Linked DNA regions of Homo sapiens: region 2 is linked to region 1. Evidence: chromatin loops called from intact Hi-C (ENCODE). Cell type or tissue: heart left ventricle. All regions are shown on one strand. Links, peaks and the distances in the headings refer to the core of each region. The heading gives the core; the rest is flanking DNA.

Region 1 (10,818 bases), core at 1,957-9,956:
TTCAAGACCACCCTGGGCAACATGGTGAAACCCTGTCTCTACTAAAATACAAAAAAATTAGCTGAGCATGGTGGTGTGCGCCTGTAGTTCCAACTACTCAGGAGACTGAGGCACGAGAATCTCTTGAGCCCAGGAGGCAGAGGTTGCAGTGAGCCGAGATTGCTCCACTGCACTCCAGCTTGGGCTACAGAGTGAGACTCCGTCTACAAAAATAAATGAATAAATTAATTAAGTCGGTCTTCACTATAAGTTGTCTGCCAAAAAATGTTGAAGGAATGAATGAGTAAATGGATGAAAGGATACACAGATTGTTGAAGTAGTCAGGGCAGATAGTTTTCCCTTGTTTACAGATGATGAACTTGAGGCAAAGGGACTTAACTTGATCACTTGCCTGACAAGTTTTAAATTAGGAATCCAGAGTTTTTTCCACAATATAAACCTACCATGATGAAGTCATTAAAAAAATGGTTCATGATTCCTTGATATCATTTTAATTTTAACCATCCATATGACTCCTCTTCTGATGTAATTATTCACTAGCCTATTTCTCTTGACTTAGTTCTTATTCAAGGTAGATACATATTTTTCTAGTTTTTATTTGCCACTTATGCTTGTGGGTTTTGTCACATAATATATGTTTCATGTTCATTTTGAGGGTCTCATAATACTCAGAAATTGAAAAGCAAAACCCAAGATCTGCAGTGGTTTCTGCTACAATAAGCTGAACTTAAGATGAAACTTTGAGAAAATGGATAGACACAATTGACATTTTCCAGAATACACGTTTTATTTTAAAATCCCCTCAGTGTTTTTGCTAATGCACACTGAAGTTCCCTTGATTTGTCTGCCATCCATGTATAGATTTGCTCATTAATCCAACAGACACTGCTGAGAGCCTGCAATAAGCCAGCTACTGTCTCAGTTACTGGAGCCTGAATAAGACACGGCCCCTGCCTTCCAAGAGTGCAGAGTAGTAAACAAATCATTACAAGATAAATGACTGCTTGGAAGAAAAATCAATTTTACAACACCTCTCACAAACAAAGGATTAATATCTCTATCATACAAATGTAAAAGAAAAGAGAACCAATAGAAAAGTGGGCAAATGAAATAACCCGGCACTCAACAGAAGGAGGGTTACAAATGGACAATCTATTCACTAGTTGACTTACCATTTGAACTTACACAGTTGTCCAGAATTTTAGATAGATGGCTTCCAGTGTTGGAAAGGATGTGGGCGAAAGAGGTACTGTTTGGATGGGTGAAAATCAACACAATATTTTGAAAGGGTAGTTTCTGACAACACCGTGGATGTTTATAGTCTGTGATAGAAGAGTCTCATTTCTAGAAATCTCCCCTCCAGAAATGATGAAATATGTGTGTGCCACGTCTATGTATGGGAGTGTTCATCACAAGAATTCAAAAAAAATGCTGTCCACCAGAAGAGCCCTGGTTAAAGAAAGCTATGGAATACGTGGTAGCCCTTTAAAAGAATGATGTAGATTTTTATGAACTCACCTGTAAAGATATTCATGGTACATCGTTAGGGAAAAAAAAATAAGTTGCAAATAAAATAGAATGATATAACAAAACTTTTAGCAAGGTTTCCTCTAGCGAATAGAGTCAAATATAAGACTACTTGCAAATGACGGAGTAATTTAACATTATTTAATAATTTTTTAATGTACTTGGAAAACAGATGATTTTAGCCTTCCTTTTCAATATTGTATTTTTTTACATTGCAAGAAAGCAGCGGGCCACACAGCAGAGAAGGGGCTGTCTACCCAATAGTTTAAAAATAGGTGAATGTCCAAATGGCACAGTTTAGTGTAAGTATTGTAACCCAGGAGTGCACAAAACGTCATAAGAAAGGAGAGGAAGGGACATAATCCTGTGTGTTTACCATTTATGTGGTCTCTTTTCATCTATTATCCATTTAATCCCTGGACAATCTAGGAAGTCAGTAATATTACCTCTATTTTACAGATGCATAAACTGAGGATAAGAAAAATTAGGTAACACTTCTAAGGTCACACAGCTGTGTAGCAGCAGAGATAGATTTTAGCCCAGGCCTGTTTAGCAAGCTCCCACCTGAATGTTTGGGCCAGGTATTATAGATGCAACCAGAGGAGAGAGCTGCAATCCAGGCAGAGGAAACTGCAGATAAGAGTCAGAGACTTCAAAGAACTTAGCCCATCACAGGAATGTTTCTAACAGGGAGAAGTTGTAAAAATTTCTCATACCTGGTAAAAAGAAGACTATAAAAGAGTCTTCAAGTCACACCAAAATCAAAACCTTTTTTCTACAGGTTTCTTTATATGCTCTAGAACTAAGGGCTTGAACAGGGGCTTCTAGAAAGAAGGCAGATCTGAATCTAGACTTCCCGTCTCACACAGTGATTTGTGGAATGGGGACTGTGTGTGTGGTGGACTGTGATCATTCCTGGGTACTCCCACACTTTAACAGCCTCTCCATATTTCAAAAGCTTCCCCCATATTGTGGATCTACCTTCCCAGCATGGCAGCCAGACATGGATGCCCAGTCTCACTTGCTGTAAGGCTACAGACATGTGACTTAGTTTCTATCAATCAGATGGACTTTGGTTTGAAAGTGATGAAACAGGCCGGGCGCGGTGGCTCACACCTGTAATCCCAGCACTTTGGGAGGCCAAGGCGGGTGGATCATAAGGTCAAGAGATCGAGACCATCCTGGCTAACATGGTGAAACCCCATCTCTACTAAATATATAAAAATTAGCTGAATGTGGTGGTGCACACCTGTAATCCCAGCTATTCAGGAGGCTGAGGCAGGAGAATCACTTGAACCCGGGAGGCAGAGGTTTCAGTGAGCCGAGATGGCGCCACTGCACTCCAGCCCGGTCGACAGAACAAGACTCTGTCTCAAATTTAAAAAAAAAAAAAAAAGTGATGAAACCAGCTGGGACCATGGCTTAGACCTGCAAATGCATGTGATTTGGGGTTGTCAATGTCGGCAGCTCCCTTACCAGGACCATTCTTCAGTGCGGTGCTGGAAGTTGTTCTAGAAGCTTGGGTGTCTCCAGTCCTTGCAACATTTCAGTGAGTTTTCTAATGTCCTTAATAAATGCTCTCCTGCTGAAAACCAGCTAGAATAGATTCTATTGTCTGCAACTCAGGACCATGACCAATACAACACAGGGACTCTAAGGGGAGAGGAAGAGCCATCCTATCACCCTACTGGTCTTAGCTTCAAATAAGGAATGGAGAAAGCTATGAAATAAAGTGTGCTGGCCTCTTTGCTAACACTTTGTCTTCACTTCCTTAAGGTTAATGAGTTCTAATCATGTTCAGAATTTACCTTAGAGTTTTAAATTCTGCCCCAAGGCAATTACATCTTTCATTCGTTTATAAATACTCCAGTAGTAATGTCTTGACCTCATAGCCTCTGAAACATTCACTTCCCCAGCAAATGCTAACCATGGAAACAACTCAGCCAAAATGCATAACTGATAGGAGAGAGGCAGGGGCTATGCCTAACTCCCTCTGGGAGTTCCCTGGGAGGCCCACATATCTGAAAAGAAGACTGAGAACCGAGGGGAGGCAGACAGGTGAGAAGACAGCTTTCAAGTCCTTTGATTTCTTTTTTTTTTTTTTTTCAGACAGAGTCTCGTTCTGTCGCCCAGGCTGGAGTGCAGTGGGGCCATCTCTGCTTACTGCAACCTCCGCCCCCCTGTTCAAGCAATTCTCCTGCCTCAGCCTCCAGAGTAGCTGAAATTAAAGGGGTGCGCCACCACACCCGGCTAATTCTTGTATTTTTAGTAGAGACAGGGTTTCACCATGTTGGCCAGGTTGGTCTCGATCTCCTGACCTCAAGTAATATGCCTGCCTCGGCCTCCCAAAGTGCTGGGATTACAGGCGTGAACCACTACACTCAGCCCTGAACGATGGACTTTCATGAAATAGAAGCTAGCTTCGTCTATTTTAAGTAGAGTGAAAAGATTTTTGTGAGAAGAATTGGGGTGCCTCATGGAACCCACGGGCAGGCTTCCCAAGGGGCTGGAAGCAAGAGATCTCTCCCCTGGTCTTTGTCTCTGCTGTCTCTCTCTGTTTGTCTCGGTGTCAACAGGCGTGAGCCACCGCACCCAGCAGTAAAATAAACTTTCTAAATTGACTGGGACCTTTGATTTCTTAAGAGAAGATGATCTGTTAATGCAGGCACTGGGGAAGAACATCACTGAGAAGTATGGCTGGAGTGCACACAGCCTGCTGGGCTGGTCCTAGGCTCTTTGCCCACTCTAATAATGGGAGATGGATTCAGAGGCCTAAACATACAAAGAGGTTCTTGTGCAGGTTGTTGTGCATTAGAGGAGTCATGTCTTAAGGAAAAAGGCCTGGGAGAGCTTCCCATCTGCCCAGGGGAATTTAGGAGAACTGGGCCTTCCTGCTGAGAGGCCAGCGTGGGAGTTAGTAGGGGGAGCCTGGAGTTGGGATCTGCTCACTGAGGCCATCTGAGGCCAGTCTATAGTTATAATGATTTCCTAGCTCTCTGTCATCTTTGGAGGTAGAGGAAGAATTATTCTTCCTCGTGTAGTAAGCAGAGCTTTATGAAAACCAAAACAAAGACTGAAAGACCAACCAGTGAATGTTGGGTAGGGAATTTTTACTGCCCAACAGGGAACTGCACCCACCTGGGAGATGAGGTTGGAGGAAGAGAAATGGGGTAGGTCTTTCAAGCCAACAAGGTGTGCCCTGTCTCTTTGGAAGCAAGGCTTCTGAGATGATTAGTGGCTGTCTGGTGACATCGGGCTTGCTGAGAAGGCAGGCACCAGGCTGGCTGGAGAAGGTTTGTTGTTGGTGGGCAGGCGCTACGGCGCCCACTGCTGGGTCTTGGTGCATCCAAGGGGAGCCAGCCCTGCAGATCTGCCCAGTGCTGGCCGGCCGGGTGGCCAGTGGGGTCAGTCTGCTTCTTGTGTGGCTCTGCCTCTGGCTTTGCATCAGGTGCAGGGGCAAAGGGGTCATGGCTGGAGAAAAGTGGTCAGTCTTCTGTGGAAAGCCAAGGGGCTTTCTGTGTGTGCTAGAGGGCAGGGCCCATGGGTCTCGCACAGCCCACCACAGGCAGGCCGGGGCCCCTTCTCACCACCTCCCTACCTACTGGTATTTCTCTAGGGCTCCCTCTCCCCTACTTTCTCACAAGCTGAAGAGCCTGTGGCCTCCACCCCCAGCCCCTGGGAAAAAGCCTGGCTAGGAAGCAGTTGCCTGGAGTCCGGCAGGAAACCTGCACTGGTGTGGCGGAGAGAATGGGTGGCTCTTCCTTATCTGCCGGGACGGAGCAGGCCGAGGGGTAAACAGGAGGCTGTCCCAGCACCGGGAATTCCTGGATGAGGTGTTCCTCTTTAACTGGAAGGAAGGGATATCCTGTGTATTAGTCCATTTTCATGCTGCTGATAAAGACATACCTGAGACTGGGAAGAAAAAGAGGTTTAATTGGACTTACAGTTCCACATGGCTGGGGAGGCCTCAGAATCATGGCAGAAGGTAAAAGGAACTTCTTACATGGTGGTGGCAAGAGAAAAACGAGGAAGAAGCAAAAGCGGAAACCCCTGATAAACCCATCAGATCTCATGAGACTTATTCATGAGAATAGCACGGGAAAGACCGGACCCCATGAGTCAATGACCTTCCCTGGGTCCCTCCCACAACATGTGGGAATTCTGGGAGATAGAATTCAAGTTGTGATTTTGGTGGGGACACAGCCAAACCATATTATCCTAACATTGATTATCAAGATGGTCTCATCCAGGAATCCTTCCAGACCCACAGTAGGAAGGGGTGAGATGCATGTTTGATTTTGGGGACTGATGGCCAGGATACTCTCTGGGTTGGAGCCAGGAACCAAGGCCCCTTGAGGCCCGGCTTTGGGGACAAAGCAGAGAGAAATCAGGATCATAGGAGCACTGTCTGAGGATCAGCTAGGCCTGGATTCAAATCCAGACCACCCCTCGCCAGTGTGAGCTAAGCCCGCACCTTAGCCTCTCTGAGTCTCATCTGTGGATGGGGGTCACACTGCTTGCCTCCCTGGGCTGCCTGTGACAGTGTGCACACCCTCCACACACCACATTCGGGCCCCAGGTGGACATTTGCTAGGAAACTGCACAGCCTGGTTCCACTTTGTCATTCTGAAGCCACAGCTTGCCTGTGTGAGTGGGGACAAGAATAAGAAAGGACCTTGCCCAAAGTGCTCAGTCTTCAACACTGGCCCCTCTTCTGCAGAGACCTTGCAGGACAGGGCCTAAGGAGATGTTGTGGCCACTCGATGACCTGCCGTCTCTGTAGGGGATCAGGAACCACAGGTCTGGGTTGGCGCTTGGGTGGAGCTGGGGATACATTTGGGAGTCTGGCCCACATCACTGTTAGACACACGGAAGACTCCCGCCAAATCCATAGTCACCAGGCCTGCAGGGACCCTCCGAGGATGTAGAGAGAACTGCCTGACTGAGGATGGGGCAGTCATCCCTTCCTGTGTCCGGGCAACTGGAGAGAGCTGGGAGTCAATACCTCACATGGATGGTGGGGCCCAATAGCCCCGGCCGCATGTGCTTATTGAGCACTTAACATGGGGCTCATGTGAGGGAGGAAGTGAATCTTTAATTTTAGCTTATTCCCATTTAAATGGCCACACACAGCTAGTGGCTGCTGCCTTGGCTAGCCCAGGCTAGGCTGCAGTGGTTCCCAAACTTTCATGAGTATAAGAATCACCCAAGGAGCTTGTTGAAAAGTAGACTCAGAGATTTGGGTTCAGCCGGTCAGGGGAGAGGTCAGGGGAGAGGCTCTGGAGTTGCACCTTAATAAGCAGTCCACACTCTGATTTAGGGGCCACCTGGCCATCCGTTCTGTACTCCTCCTCCTTTCTTTCTTCCCAGCCCAGCTTTCTCTTTTACTGTCTTCTTATTCTGTGCCTTTGCCTCCATCATTTTATTTCCATTCCATTCCATTCCATCTATCTACAATTATGTGTCACTTAACGACAGGGGTACATTCTAAGAAGTGTGTCATTAGGTAATTTTGATATTGTTGTAAACCAAAAATAAAATTGTAAGGCCCCACCAACTATCTGAATGGACTCCTGCTCTCTTCCAAGGGCATTCCAAAGTTAACCTGAAAAACTAGTTCAGGCCTTGACAGGAACTGGGAGCTGGACATACCTCATCATTCCCTCCTCCCTTTTGGAATTACTGACAGAACAGACTCTTTAAGTCTGATAAGAAACATTTACAGTCTGGTCTCCCTGAAGCCTGCTACCTAAAAGCTTCATCTGCATGATCAAACCTTGGCATCCACAACCCCTTATCTCAACCCAGACATTCCTTTCTATTGATAACAACTCAACTAATTGCCAATCCAAAAATCTTTAAATCTACTTATAACTTGGAAGCCCCTGCTTTGAGTTATCCTGCCTTTCTGGACCAAACCAATGTACTGTTACATGTATTGATTGATGTCTCATATCTCCCTAAAATGTATAAAACCAAGCTCTACCCTACAGCCTTGGGGAAATGTCGTCAGGACTTCCTGAGGCTGTGTCACAGGCGTGGGCTTAGCCTTGGCAAAATAAACTTTCTAAATTGAGACCTGTCTCAGATACGTTGGGTTTACATTGTGCAAACATCATCGTGTATACTTACATAAACTAAATGGTGTCACCTACTAAATGCATAGGCTATAGGGTACAGCCTATTGCCCCTCGGCTACAAACCTGTACAGCACATTACCGTATTGAATACTGCAGGCGACTGGAACACAACGGTAAGTATCATGCATCTAAACGTAGAAAAGGTAATGGGTTGTGCTGTGGCATCCCTAGGTGACAGGGATTTTCTTGGTTCCTTTATAATCTCATGGGACCACCATCATGTAAGTGGCCAATCATTGACAGAAATGCTGCTACACGGCACATGACTGTATGTAAATCTTATTAAATGGCTTAATGAGTGCTGCCAAACTTCAATGGGAGGCTGATGATGAGGAGTGAGGTGGGGAGGCCAGACCCGGGTATGTCTGCCTACAGCGGTAGAGTAGCACACACCCGTGAGCGTAGGCATATTACTCAATTCTTTAAGCCTCAATTTCCTCATCTGAAAGGGAATGCAGTAATGCTTTATAAGAAGACGTCAAGGATTAAATGAGATTTAATAGGAATCCAATAAAGGTGAGTTCCTGTCTGCATTCCTCAATCCCTCACCCTCTCCTGTTCCCTTCCAGTAAACCAGCACGTAGAGACGAGGCCTGCAAGTAACCCATCTCCCCTCGTCTCTGTGATGGGACCAGAGATCCACCACCAGCATCCTCTTTTCCCTCCTTATAAACATGACTTCTATTTGTCCCTCAACATCTTTGAATTCTGAACTTTTAGGGTTCTCATAAGAAAGTAATTGGCCGGTAAACTGAGGTCTGGGCTGGGAAAATCCTGACCAGGGCTTTCTCCAGGAGATGAGGTTGAGGAGAAGGTGCCCCCATCATGGTGGATCAAAACAGCCAGAAATAGCCCAAAGGCCTTTGGGAGGCCCAGTGGCTCAGGCACTTAACATGGGTATCGCAGGGGAATCTGGGATGACAAAGATCCTCAGAACCCCCCAGCAGCCATCCAGAGCTCCAGGACCTCAGAAACAGCCGCTGAGGCTTAGGAGCTGTCCTTGGAGCCAGTCTGATCCGGCCTGGTGGGAACAGAAACTTGTGAAGTCCTGCAGCCCTCTGTCCCTGCCTACGGATCAGACCCAAGCTCCCTCAGTGAGAGAGGGTCACTCTGCCAGGGGTAGGTGAATCTTTCATGTTGGCACCTTCCCCACCCCCTAGGGACAACTGGAGAGGGCTGGTGGTTCCTGTCTCCAAGCTCTTCTCCATAAATTACAGGCTTCTCAGTTTTCTGTGACTGATCTGATTACCTCTGGCATGTTTCAGGTTCAAATAATGTTGTCCACCTTTCCCAGAAACTGGATATTGGGCTATTCCCTGGCCAATTGCTCCCTGATATCAGGAAGGAGCCAGGGTGGAGGTAGCAAGTCTCATTGCCCAAAATCTCTGATGGCCGTGAGCAGAGCTGGGGGCCAATGGGCCGGACGAAGTCATGGATTCCTGAGGGAAGAGGCAGCTTGTAGACCTCACAGGATCCACACACGCCCCCACCCACATCAGGACCAAAGTCAAGGCCAGTCTGTGATCTTTGTGCTCCCCTCAGCTCCCAGGACTCCTTGGAGACAGACGAAGTACCATCCAGGCTGGACATCCCTGGTTCTGACCTGGCCTCTGGGCTCAGCATTGTCCTGCAGCCTGGCCTTAGCTACCTCCATGGATGAACCTTATTTGAATGATGGACATTTTATTTTTTGAGACAGAGTCTTGCTCTGTCTCCCAGCCTGGAGTGCAGTGGCATGATCTCGGCTCACTGCAATTTCTGCCTCTCTGGTTCAAGTGATTCTCCTGCCTCAGCCTCCCAAGTAGTAGAGATTACAGGAAAATGCCACCACACCCAGCTAATTTTTGTATTTTTAGTAGAGATGGGATTTCACCATGTTGGCCAGGCTGGTCTTGAACTCCTGACCTCAGGTGATCTGACTGCCTCGGCCTCCCAAAGTGCTGGGATTACAGGCGTGAACCACTACACTCAGCCCTGAATGACGGACTTTTATGGAACAGAAACTAGCTTGGTCTATTTTAAGCAGAGTAAAAAGATTTTTGCGAGAAGAATTGGGGTGCCTCATGGAACCCATGGGCAGGCTTCCCAAGGGGCTGGAAGCAAGAAATCTCTCCCCTGGTCTCTGTCTCTGCTGTCTCTCTCGGTTTGTCTCTGTGTCCGCTTCCTTCACTCTCTCTCTCTTTCTCCTCCCTCTCTCTCTCTGGATTGACTTTCTCTGCTCACTTTGCACTTGGTTTGTCGGGGCTACTCCAAAATGGTGCCCTCAGCCCTGGGTCCGCACCACCCAGCTCCAGCAGCAAACTGACCCAGGCTGTTAGAGTCCGAGTTGCAAATTTCAAGAGCGACAATCTGACTGGGCCAGTCTGGCCTCTGGGTCAGTTCCCCGGGGTCAGGTCTCTGCAGGATGATGTTCAACCATCGCAGCCAAGGAGCAACAGAGCCACGAGAACATCACTCTGGCTTCTCCCTGGGCAGCAGAAGGAAGGTGGAGAAGACACCTCCAAAAGGCATCTGTCACAGGTTGAGGCCAACATCCCCATCAGCTCTGAGGCCGAACAGTGCCTCCCTACATCTACCTGCCAAGGGCACTGGCAGGGCTTAAGGTGAGACAAATAAAAATGCAAGGTGGCCGGGTCCTGTCTCTCCTTACAGGCAGCAGGAAACTCTTGCCCCAGCCTGCTGCTCCCTTAGTCCCACCCAGGCCCCTATTCAAGGAGTGAATTCCAGAGAAGGAAACAGGAGCCCCAGCCTCCTCACAGTGCCACAGTTAGACACTGGTGCCAGCAGGCACTTCCTCAACACCTCCAGCCCCAGGCGCTTCCTCCCTGAGAGCAATTCCATCTGGGTTAATGGCCCAGCCCATCTAATGTGCCCGGTAATCCCTCTGAAGCTGCCTTTGTTCGTCTCCTCTGGTTAATCCAGCCCCAGCAACTGAGCTGCCCCCAGCCTGCCCCTGGCCTGTGGCTTAGGCCTGGCTGGGGTTTGCCTCTGTTTGACTCCCCCAGGGTTGCAGCTTCCCAGGGAGGCAGCTGCTCCCGCCCATCCCCTGCCCATCCCCTGCCTGCCTGGTTTGCATCCCAAAGGCCTGGAGACACTCACACAGGCAGGAAGGCAGAACCAGTTGTCTCCAGGGGCAGAAATGGGGGCTGTT
Region 2 (10,818 bases), core at 1,082-9,081, 81 kb before region 1:
CTCTCAGCTCTGACTGCATGTTAAAATCACCCAGGATGCTTTAAAAAATGCTAATGTCCACACTTCACTACAATATGAATTAAATCAGAACCTCAACCTCTGGGGCCAGGACCCTTTTATCATAATTTTTTTAGTATTACCAAAGTGATTCTAATGTGCAGCCAGAGATGAGACTGCTGTGATAGACTTGTAATTTTATTAATATTCATATTTAATGCATACCTTAAGACTTGTAGCAGAGTCTAATTAAATGTTTTGGCTAGTTTTGGGGTTAGATAACTACTTATATAGGAGAACTTTGTAGAATTTTTTTAAAGTGACCATTGTTTGACATCCCTGATTATAGAAAGTTTCTCTAGTTTTATTTTGTATATTTTTGGTTATACAATTTCACATAATTCTCCAAACTTAGGGTTCAAAAGAAATTAGTGCAGCTTAATGGAATTTAAACTCATCTGAAAGAGGAGCGCAAAGCTATGAGAAGCCTTCCCTACCTCTTTCTTTCCAGCATTGATGCTTATGGGCACAGTACTTATAACACGAGTGTGGAGAGAAGTGGTAAATATTACATGGAAAGATAATTTTTGTGGATGAACCTGGAAAAGAGATCTCTGAAAAGTGCTTTGATAATTGCAATATTGTGAGAGTGCTCTTGAAATATGTATTTAGGAAGATAAGTGTTTATGCTAAATGAAGGATATCACTGATATCATTTACCTGAGATTGAAAGAGATAAACTTCATTTTATACCCACATTTCTGTTCCCACATAGACCAAAGGTACATTGGATGTAAAACAAAATGAGAAAAATGAAATTGATGTTTCTACAACCCTGAAATTTCTATCACTCACCTCTACATATGAAAATTTCTGCTTTTACAACCTAACTCATTTCTAGCAGTAATACTGCTTTCCAAAGGTAGGGCTTTCAGATTTGCTATGGCAGATATACTGCAATATCGTTAAGGTTATTTTACATTCATATTTTTTGTTGTAACTCTAGGGGGAAACTTTATCTGGAAACTTTAATTTTTCTTCTGTATCATTAAGTTGTTTGTGAATACCATGAATATTGAAACAAAACATTTACAGTGTATCCATATATCTTAGTTCCTCTGTCAATATATATCATGTATGTAATCATATTAATAGAGGTTATCTAAAAATGTTAGGCGTATTTCATTTTCAAAGGTGGTGCTTATCATAAGTTGAAACTACCCATAAATTGAATAATAAGAACAGTATGTTCTCACTGTAAAAGAATGCTAACCTTCATTTTCATATTTCCTGGAACTCAGTTCGCTTTCTCCTAGTTGGCAGAGAGCTAACTAATACCTAGTAGGCTCTTATGAAATATTTAGTGGTATAGATCTTCAAATATATAATGTTTGTTTCTTTGGGAAAATGGCTTTCAACTTATTATAGTTTATGCTTAAGGGGAATACTAGAATTAACACCTTATTTTTGTATAGGCCTTTGCAATATATAAAATGTTTACAAGTGATTTGGGGAAGCTATTTATAAGTATTCTCATGAAGGAGAGTTTAATAGTAGAAAGTTTACAAACTTAAAAATAAGAAAATGTAATTTGTCTCAGGAGGGAAGAAGATTATATTTCTTTATTTAAGACCATCCTTTCTAGTTCCTTAAAAGTGTCTGATTCTTTCATTAAAGATACAGATTTTGCTGTCAGGTCACAATTACATTATTCTTAAATAGTCAATATACTATATGACAACAAAGATCAATCCATTGTCTTGCTTTTTTAAGTTTGCATAATATGATATATGGATGGATAACACCTTTCCTTAATTTAGTGAAATATGTCTCTGGCGCTCTTGAATGCTGAATTGTACCTTTTAAAACTATCTTGGGAAATATCGAATTCATAGGCTATTTTTCATGTGGACCTTCAGACAGAATTTTACATCAGTAGCCTCTTGTGGTCCTATAAAAGCTAGTTGGACTTGGCATTGCTCTAGAGGCATCTTGAGGTAGTGGAAAAGCCTTACCTTTAGAGTCATACTGGTCTGAGATTAAAGCATGCAATTTGGATTAGCTACTTTAATATTTTTGATTCTCAGTTTTCTCTGTAATGGGTTTAATAATAAATTCACAGAGGTATTGTGAAAAAAGGGGCTTGACATAGTGAGATGATTAAAAAAAATTTTAATAGCCCTTTGAAGGGAAAAATATTTGTAGAGACAATACTTGCCTGATTTGGCTTCTGCGTAGCCCCACTATAGTTCTTTATCAATTTCTGTTGGCATTTAGAGCAGCCATTTATTTCTCTGGCCATAACACTAAATATTAGCAGGCCAACGAGGTACCAGTAATCAGAAATTAGTCCATCATTTTAGGATAAGCAGGAAGCAACTGTGGAGGAACCATTTCATATTAAAACAAGTTTGGTAAATAATGGATACAGGTATCCCCAGACTGCCTTTATACCTGATGTGAAGAAAGATACCTGATGTGAAGAAAGACTTAAGGTCTCTTTATATACCCATCTTTTAATACCTAGTGCCACTTGAGAGGGAAACAAATGTATCTCAGTTAACTAGGCAGGGTGCTTCAGTCCATTTATATGAGTTGCACTAAAAAGATCAAAATCTTAACAGCTGTTATTTGCATGCACAAAAAACAGTTTGGGAGTCATGATACAAGCCATAATTAAACTTGATTATCAATTAGAACCTCTGTTGTTAAATGTGTTACATTTCTTTGCCTTAAAAAGAAAAATGGGCCTTTATTTCTGTCAACTGTTATCATTTCCCTACTTATTTTTCTTCATTCTGCTTTAATTGTGCATATCTTGCCATAACTGAGGCATAATTCTCTTGTAGTCTCCCCACCTAGTTTGTGGTTTTCTCTTGCTACGCAAAATGTGTTCTAGGTATCAGCAGTATGGACATGTTGTTGGAGGCTTGTTGCTCCACCCCTGATGTACTGTATCAAATCTTTATTCTAACTGCATCTCTAGGTGATCCTTGTATTTGGAAGCACTGGTTTAGTGTTTTGTATTTACCTACTGAAACTGCTCTAGGGAGCATGACTCTTCTGAAAAAGGTGGTTGGCTACAACAAGGGATCTTGTTGGTGATCCAGTCTTGCCATTTATTCTTAAGTTTGGTATTAGGAATCTGGTGAAGCAAAGAGTTATTCTAAAATACATCATCTGAGTGTACAGAATACAGTTTATCAGAAAGCTCTCAAGACCTTGGCATCATGCTTCCTAGCTTCACCATTTGTCATCAGTATGTGACTTTGAGCACCTTACTTAGAATCTCTATGTTGTTTTCTCCTAGCAAAATGGAGTGGTAATGCCTGCCACCCCTGTTTTTCCAGAGGGCTATTAGGAGGATCAACTCAAGTGAGATCATTTGTGAGAAAGTGCTTTGGAAATAGCCAAGAGGTGTACAATTTTAACAGTTGATGGGGATGAAAATGGTGTTCCTTCAGGCTATATGAGCCCTGTGTTTGTTACGGATAGTGAGGCTTTGCTAAGTGGTTACTGTGGTAATTGGGACAGGTCTGTGTATTCTCTTCAACAGTACATTTAGATTTTACCTTGGCAGTTTTCTGGCCACACTAGCAGTTCTGACCGCCAATTCCAAGTAGCTGCTGAGGTTTTCTTAACGCTATTTGTATTCTGGGAGCCATCTAGTTTGATTGCATCCTTTGTACAAATTGTGTGTCATTAATTTTGGTGTATGATACAGTCATGTGCCACATAAAGACATTTTGGTCAGTGACAGACCACATATACCATGTTGGTCCCATAAGATTATAATGGAGATGAAAAATTCCTATGGCCTAGCCATGGTGACACTGGAATGCAACACCTTACCTTTTTTATGTTTAGATGTGTTTATCATTATTTTTTATTATTCATGTTTAGATATGTGTGGTAGACAAATACCTGCATTACAGTTGTCTACAGTATTTAGTACAGTAACATGCTGTATAGGTTTGTAGCCTAGGAGCAATAGACCATGCCATATAGCCTAGCTGTGGCTACAGCATCTAGGTTTATGTAAGTACACTGTGATGACCACACAATGGTGAAATCACCCGATGATGCATGTCTCTGGACATATCCCCGTCCTTAGGTGATATGTGATTGTCTCTTGACAAATGAAATTATCATAATCCTGATAGCATTTTCAATGTGATGCAACTTTTTGTCTGAAGCATTATTTTTCCATTTATTTTATAGTTGTATATTTCCTGAGTTCCAAACAGGAGTTGGATGTCATTATTTTGAACCATCTAATCATATGAACTCTGATGACACTTTTCTCTTTACATTTCAGTATGATGGAAATGTCTCTCTCTCTCTCTATATATATATATATGAGATTTATATATAATATATATCATATATATGAGAGATATATATCTCTCATATATATGAGATATATATATCTCTCATATATATGAGATATATATATCTCTCATATATATGAGGTATATATAATATATAAAATATATGATATATATCATATATATTATATATCATATATATGATATATAAAAATTATATATCATATATATGATATATAAAAATTATATATATCATATATAATATATATAATATATTATATATATAAATTATATATAATATATATAAATTATATATATCATATATATGATATATAATTTATATATCATATATATGATATATATAATATATTATTTATATATAATATATTATATATTATATAATATGTAATATATATTATATATTACATATTATATTATTTATAAATAATATTTTATAATATATATAATATTATATAATATAGAATATTATATATTATATATTACATATTATATAATATATTATATATAATATGCAATATATAATATATTATTTAATATATTACAGTTTATATATATATATTTTGAGACGGAGTCTTGCTCTGTCGCCCAGGCTGGAGTGCAGTGGCGTGATCTCGGCTCACTGCAAGGTCCGCCTCCTGGGTTCACGCCATTCTCCTGCCTCAGCCTCCTGAGTCGCTCGGACTACAGGCACCCGCCACCACGCTCGGCTAATTTCTTTGTATTTTTAGTAGAGACGAGGTTTCACCGTGTTAGCCAGGATGGTCTCGATCTCCTGACCTCGTGATCCACCCGCCTCAGCCTCCCAAAGTGCTGGGATTACAGGCGTGAGCCACTGCGCCCTGCCCCTCTCTATACTTCAATATATTAATTTACTTGCGTTATGTATTATACAAGAGTATTCATATATGTATACATACATAGTGTTATATATACAAGGGTATTAACACTCTCGTGTTATATAGCCCATTCTGGTTTTCAAAACATTTTTACATTCTCATAGTAATCCTATGAAATGTATATTTTAAAATTTAATCGAAAGATGGTTTTTGGCCAAAGACCTTGTAGCCCCAAAATTGCTAAATCATTCTGGACATTAAAATGCTGGCTAAAAATGTAAAATAGGGGATATGAGATTAGAAGCTTGAATTTGTTGATATTGGCATGTTATATTCATGAACAGCAGGAAATGCATTAAAATATCTTGGTGTGGGCACATCACATCTCAAGCCAATGCTTCAATAATAGCTTGCCTTTTTTTTTTTTTTTTTTTTTTGCATTCCCCTGTGTTTTATGGCCCTGGGAGAACAGGTGATTTCAACAATAGCTGTTTTGTTTTGTTTTGTTTTGAGACAGGGTCTCGTTCTACCACCCAGGCTGGAATGCAGTGGTGTGTCTCAAGCTCACCACAACCTCCGTCTCTTGGGCTCAAGTGATCCTCCCATTTCAGCCTCCTGAGTAGCTGGGACTACAAGCAAACAACACCATGCTCAGCTAACTTTTAAATTGTTTTTAGAGACAAGGTCTCACTATATTTTCAGGCTTGTCTCAAACTCCTGAGCCCTAGCAGTCTTCCTGCCTCAGCCTCCCAAAGTGCTGGGATTACAGGCATGAGCCACTGTGCCCAGTCTCAACATAGCTGTCTTTTAAAGTTACTCATTATATTTTACCCAAAACCGATTTTAAACTTTCACTATAAATATTACTATCACTGCATTCATAATCATATACCATTACACTTATCACAATAGTTTGACAAATGTAAGGGTATTAAGACTCTCAGGAACTCCTTATTCCACTCCTATTATACTTATACTTCCTCTATCTTATTCTTCTTTCCTGTTAGTTCCCTCCGTCTTAGGCTCAGACTGGATTTTTTCCTCATTTATCTCAGTTCTAAAGAAAAAGGAGGCTGGGCATGGTGGCTCATCCTGTAATCCTAGCACTTTGGGAGGCTGAGGCAGGAGGATCGCTTGAGCTCTGGGATTTGAGACCAGACTGGGCAACATAGGAGAACCCACCTCTACAAAAAAATTAAAAATTAGCATGACATGATGGTACATGCCTATGGTCCCAGCTACATAGGAGGCTGAGGCAGGAGGATTGCTTGGGCCTGGGAGGTCTAGGCTGCAGGAAGCCATGATCGCACCAGTGCACTCAAGCCTGGGTGACAGAGCAAGACCCTGTCTTTAAAAAAAAAAAAAAAAAAAAAAAAAAAAAGGAAGGAAGGAAGGAAGGAAGGACGGGATGAAGAGGGGGAAGGGATGATCTTTCTCTGTATGGGCCTTAGGGTTAACTCCTGATCTCAGAGTGAAATACTTTCCTATTCTGGCTGGTCACCTGAACACCTACCCAAATGCATCCATTGAACTTAAATAATCTATAGACAGTTCATAAAATATTTTTTCTGTTTTTGCTTCTAAATTTTTTTACCTGTACTTTTTACATACTTATGAGGTCAAATTGATTGGTCCCATGTTATAATTAAAGAAATGGAATCAGAGAACACTCATGTGACTTGCTTCAAATACAAGCCAAAGTCAGAGTTCAAATTATTCTTTACTAGTTCCTACTTCATTACAAGAAGTCTCCCAAGTTACAAAATAGGTTGTGTTCCAAAAATTCATTTGTAAGTCAGTTATTTGGCATTTGAACTGCATTTTACCATGTGGAAAAAACATGTTATAAGTGATGATTAGGTCCCCAGCTGGCATATAAGAATCTATTTAACTCTTGTGTAACTACAAAACGATACATTTGTAATAAATTTAAAAGAGAATGATAGTTGTGATTCTGATTATGAAGAAAAATAATTTTTTTTTTTTTTTTTTTTTTTTTTTACTGAGGATAAGCAGATTTAATTAGAAGATAGGAAAACATGAAGATTGAGGAGGGTCTAGAGGGGATTTCAGGGTTCTTTGAAGGGAGTTAGAGGTTGATGGGATTCTGTCTGAAGCCCAATGTATTCAGTTCTTGCACTACCATAAAGAAATACCTGGGCTGGGCACAGTGGCTCACGCCTGTAATCCTAATCCCAGCACTTTGGGAGGTCGAGGTGGGCAGATCACCTGAGGTCAGGAGTTCGAGACCAGCCTGGCCAACATGGTGAAACCCTGTCTCTACCAAAAAATACAAAAATTAGCTGGGTGTGGTGGCACACACCTGTGATCCCTGCTACTCAGGAGGCTGAGGTGGGAGAATACTTGAACCCAGGATGTGGAGGTTGCAGTGAGTAAGCCAAGATTACACCACTTCACTACACCCTGGGCAACAGATGGAGATCCTGTCAAAAAAAAAAAAAGGCCGGGCGCAGTGGCTCACGCCTGTAATCCCAGCACTTTGGGAGGCTGAGGCGGGCGGATCACGAGGTCAGGAGATCGAGACCATCCTGGCTAACACGGTGAGATCCCGTCTCTACTAAAAAATATGAAAAATTAGCCAGGCGTGGTGGTGGGCGCCTGTAGTCCCAGCTACTTGGGAAGCTGAGGCAGGAGAATGGCATGAACCTGGGAGGTGGAGCTTACAGTGAGCCGAGATCGCGCCACTGCACTCCAGCCTGGGTGACAGAGCAAGACTCCATCTCAAAAAAAAAAAGAAAAGAAAAAAAAATAACCTGAGACTGGGTAATTTATAAAGAAAAGAGGTTTCATTGGCTCACGATTCTGCAGGCTGTACAGGAAATATGGCAGCACCAGCTCAGCTTCTGGCGAGGCCTTAGGAAATTCACAATCATGGCAGAAGGTAAAGGGGAAGCTGGCCAGAGAAGGAGAAAGTTGGCCGGGGACATGTGTCACATGCTTTTAAACAACCAGATCTCAGGAGAACCCACTCACTATCATGAGAACAGCACAAAGAGGGAAATCTAGCCCCATAATCCAATCACCTCCCACCACGCCCCACCTCCAACACTGAGGATTACAGTTCGACATGAGATTTGGGCAGGACACAGATCCAAACCCTATCAGCCAGTTTCACTTTGAAACTTTTAAGTCATTTGTTGTTATTAGATGCTTCTCACTGGCATGACTTACCCAGCATCTGTGATTAGAATCAGTAGAATTGATTGAATTAAATACCTAGGAAAAAGTAGACTATTTGAGATGATACATTAACCAACCTGGGATGGTAAAAACAAACTAACAAATTAGAAGTATTCTTTCCTTCAGCCCTCCTGATGGAAAGGGCAGGAGGAGTTGACTTTCCCATTTAGCCCAGCAGATTCCCATCAGCTGTGATAGTTTAACTGAGGTACAGGTGGAGGTTGGAGAAAAGCGTGTGCCTGCAGTGATTTCTTTGAATGGAGTGCTCGTACAATGAGAGTTTCTAATTCTGGGAAATAATTACATTGATCTCATCTAGTGATTGTTTCCTACATTATCTAAGACACAATTAAACATCTTAAATTTCAATTAGCTTTTTTAAAAAACGTCCAGTGCTTCTTTAAATGTCCTTTATGTTTTGTTATTTTCATAACCTTTGCATATGGCTTTTTCTTTTGTTAACAACAAAAGGGAGGTTATATTCTTCAGTAAACTGAAGCATAAATGAGCAGATCTTGCTGAGATGGCACATTTAGAAAATGATGAGATTAGTTCTTGCCTCCTGGATCACATTAGTGCTCTTGCCGGTCAGTATATCTACCCTACCTCCTGCTAGTTTAGATAATACATTAACTACTATTACTCTGTGTTGGGTATATTCTTTGAATGTTTTACAGTGGATGTTTGTTTAACACTGGGAACATTGGAAAGTGATTTAATGAAGGAGAGAGCAACTGTATTTACTACAGTTCAGAATCCCTCTCAATGGTCATTGTAAAAGGAAGTTTGGGATTGGCAAGCCATTTTCAAAAGTGATGTAAGACTAATGAGGGAAGTAACATCTACTTGATTTTATATATATTTTGATGTTTTTAAATGCTTTGTCTTCCCACTAAGCAATTTATTAAGAAATTCCTATTGCATGATGTTTATTTAACTGAATTTGTGTATGTGGGGTAGGGTGTGTTTGAGGAATTTTGTCTGAAAGGTAAATATGCTAAATTTACATCCTAGTATGGGCATGCTCTGCTCACAAATGCCTCTGCTGAGCAGTTTACATACTGGGTGAAAATGTACATAGGAATCCTCATGGGGGATCCAGGTTTGCCAGTGAGATTACTATGTACTCAGACTGAAAAAGATGATTTCTTCTGATTACCTGTGTGTCTGCCAGAGGTGGGGAAGGACTAGAAAGAGATTCCTGCACAAGCCGTTTTGTCTACTTAGAGAATGGCATGCTAGAAGGGTTAGCGAGCTAAATTACAGTTTTCTTTTTGTTGTTGTTGTTGGCTTTTATGTATATGTTGAATAGACTAATAGCATTTGATGACCCTTTTTTTTTTTTTTACTGTGAATTCCCGGATTTTGTGTGTATGTTGCTCAGAGGGTAGTGCAGTGAGCAAAGGGATAGGGAGATTGTCTGTTTTTTTGTTTGTTGATTGGACACACTTGCTGCTGGTAATTTGAGCATCTAAGGATCTTCCTTTATATTGAAGCCCTGAACCTTTTGGTGGAAGGAAAAAAAAAAGTAAGAAAAAAAACTCATTTGAAGCAAATCCCACCCATAGTATTATTTTTCTCATGTGCAGGCAATGTCACCTGTAGTATATTATATAGAATTTTGCATCTGATATTTTGGTTGCTAGAATTCTTAGCTTTCCTGACTGGTTTTAATTTATTATTCTCAGACTTGAATGACTAAGGGGAAAAATCATATATTCTTGAGATTTTTCTAAGATACAAAACATTCTTAAGATTATTCAAATTATTTTAACCTTGTACAATGAATTACCCTCAGAGTGGCCCTTCATTTTGCCCGTCACTCCTAAATCAGAACATATAAGCCAACCATGATATTGTTGAAAAGCTAAAGGATGCTATTTGTATCCTCTCCTCTCATGCAAAATGGTCTAGTTCTTAACTGATTACTTGTGCATCTAGGATGGGGTGAGAAGAAGGGCACTGAAAGGAGAGGTGGGCAGGAGAAAAGTGATCAATGGGAATAGAAGAGGGTTTTTAAGGTGCCTAAAATAGCTGGAGGAAAGAAGAGGAGTGCCACTGTGTTGGCTGGTTCCATCACAGATGCTGCGGAATTTCTACCACTGTCTCACAACTCTGCAAGAACCCTCATTTTCAATGAGCTGTTTTTAAATATCATACTTGTCTTTCCTACATATTTGCCTGCCTGACTGTAACTGGGCGATTTTATGATTTTCTTACTTAGAGTCAAGAAATTGGAGCATGGCTATGAGCAATGGAAACAATGATTTTGTGGTTCTGAGCAACAGCAGCATCGCAACCAGTGCTGCTAACCCGAGTCCCCTCACCCCCTGTGATGGAGACCATGCAGCCCAGCAGCTCACACCCAAAGAAGCAACAAGAACAAAAGTGAGTCCAAATGGATGCCTGCAACTTAATGGCACGGTCAAATCATC

What was found. Hi-C counts contacts between places; a loop is a spot of excess contacts. Peaks named below come from ENCODE experiments on the same cell type or tissue, not always from the same donor. Only the 100,000 strongest peaks of a DNase experiment are listed, where the experiment ranks them.
Region 2: a loop joins it to region 1, with 2.2 times the contacts of the local background. A loop is called at or near these places in 3 of 110 quality-filtered maps.

The regions. Positions count from the first base shown.
Region 1 is chr1:223,012,224-223,023,041 of GRCh38, forward strand. No RefSeq gene overlaps it. Among named protein-coding and RNA genes, the nearest start is that of TLR5, 130 kb to the right of the region's middle. RefSeq lists an enhancer at 10,430-10,818. In heart left ventricle, for the core only: no CTCF peak of the experiment used is centred there; a DNase peak (open chromatin) is centred at 5,277; H3K27ac peaks cover 1,998 bases.
Region 2 is chr1:222,932,200-222,943,017 of GRCh38, forward strand. DISP1 (dispatched RND transporter family member 1) reads left to right here. Exons shown (of 9, transcript NM_001377229.1): 3 at 10,608-10,818. The coding sequence starts at 10,625. Among named protein-coding and RNA genes, the nearest start is that of DISP1, 120 kb to the left of the region's middle. In heart left ventricle, for the core only: no CTCF peak of the experiment used is centred there; no DNase peak of the experiment used is centred there.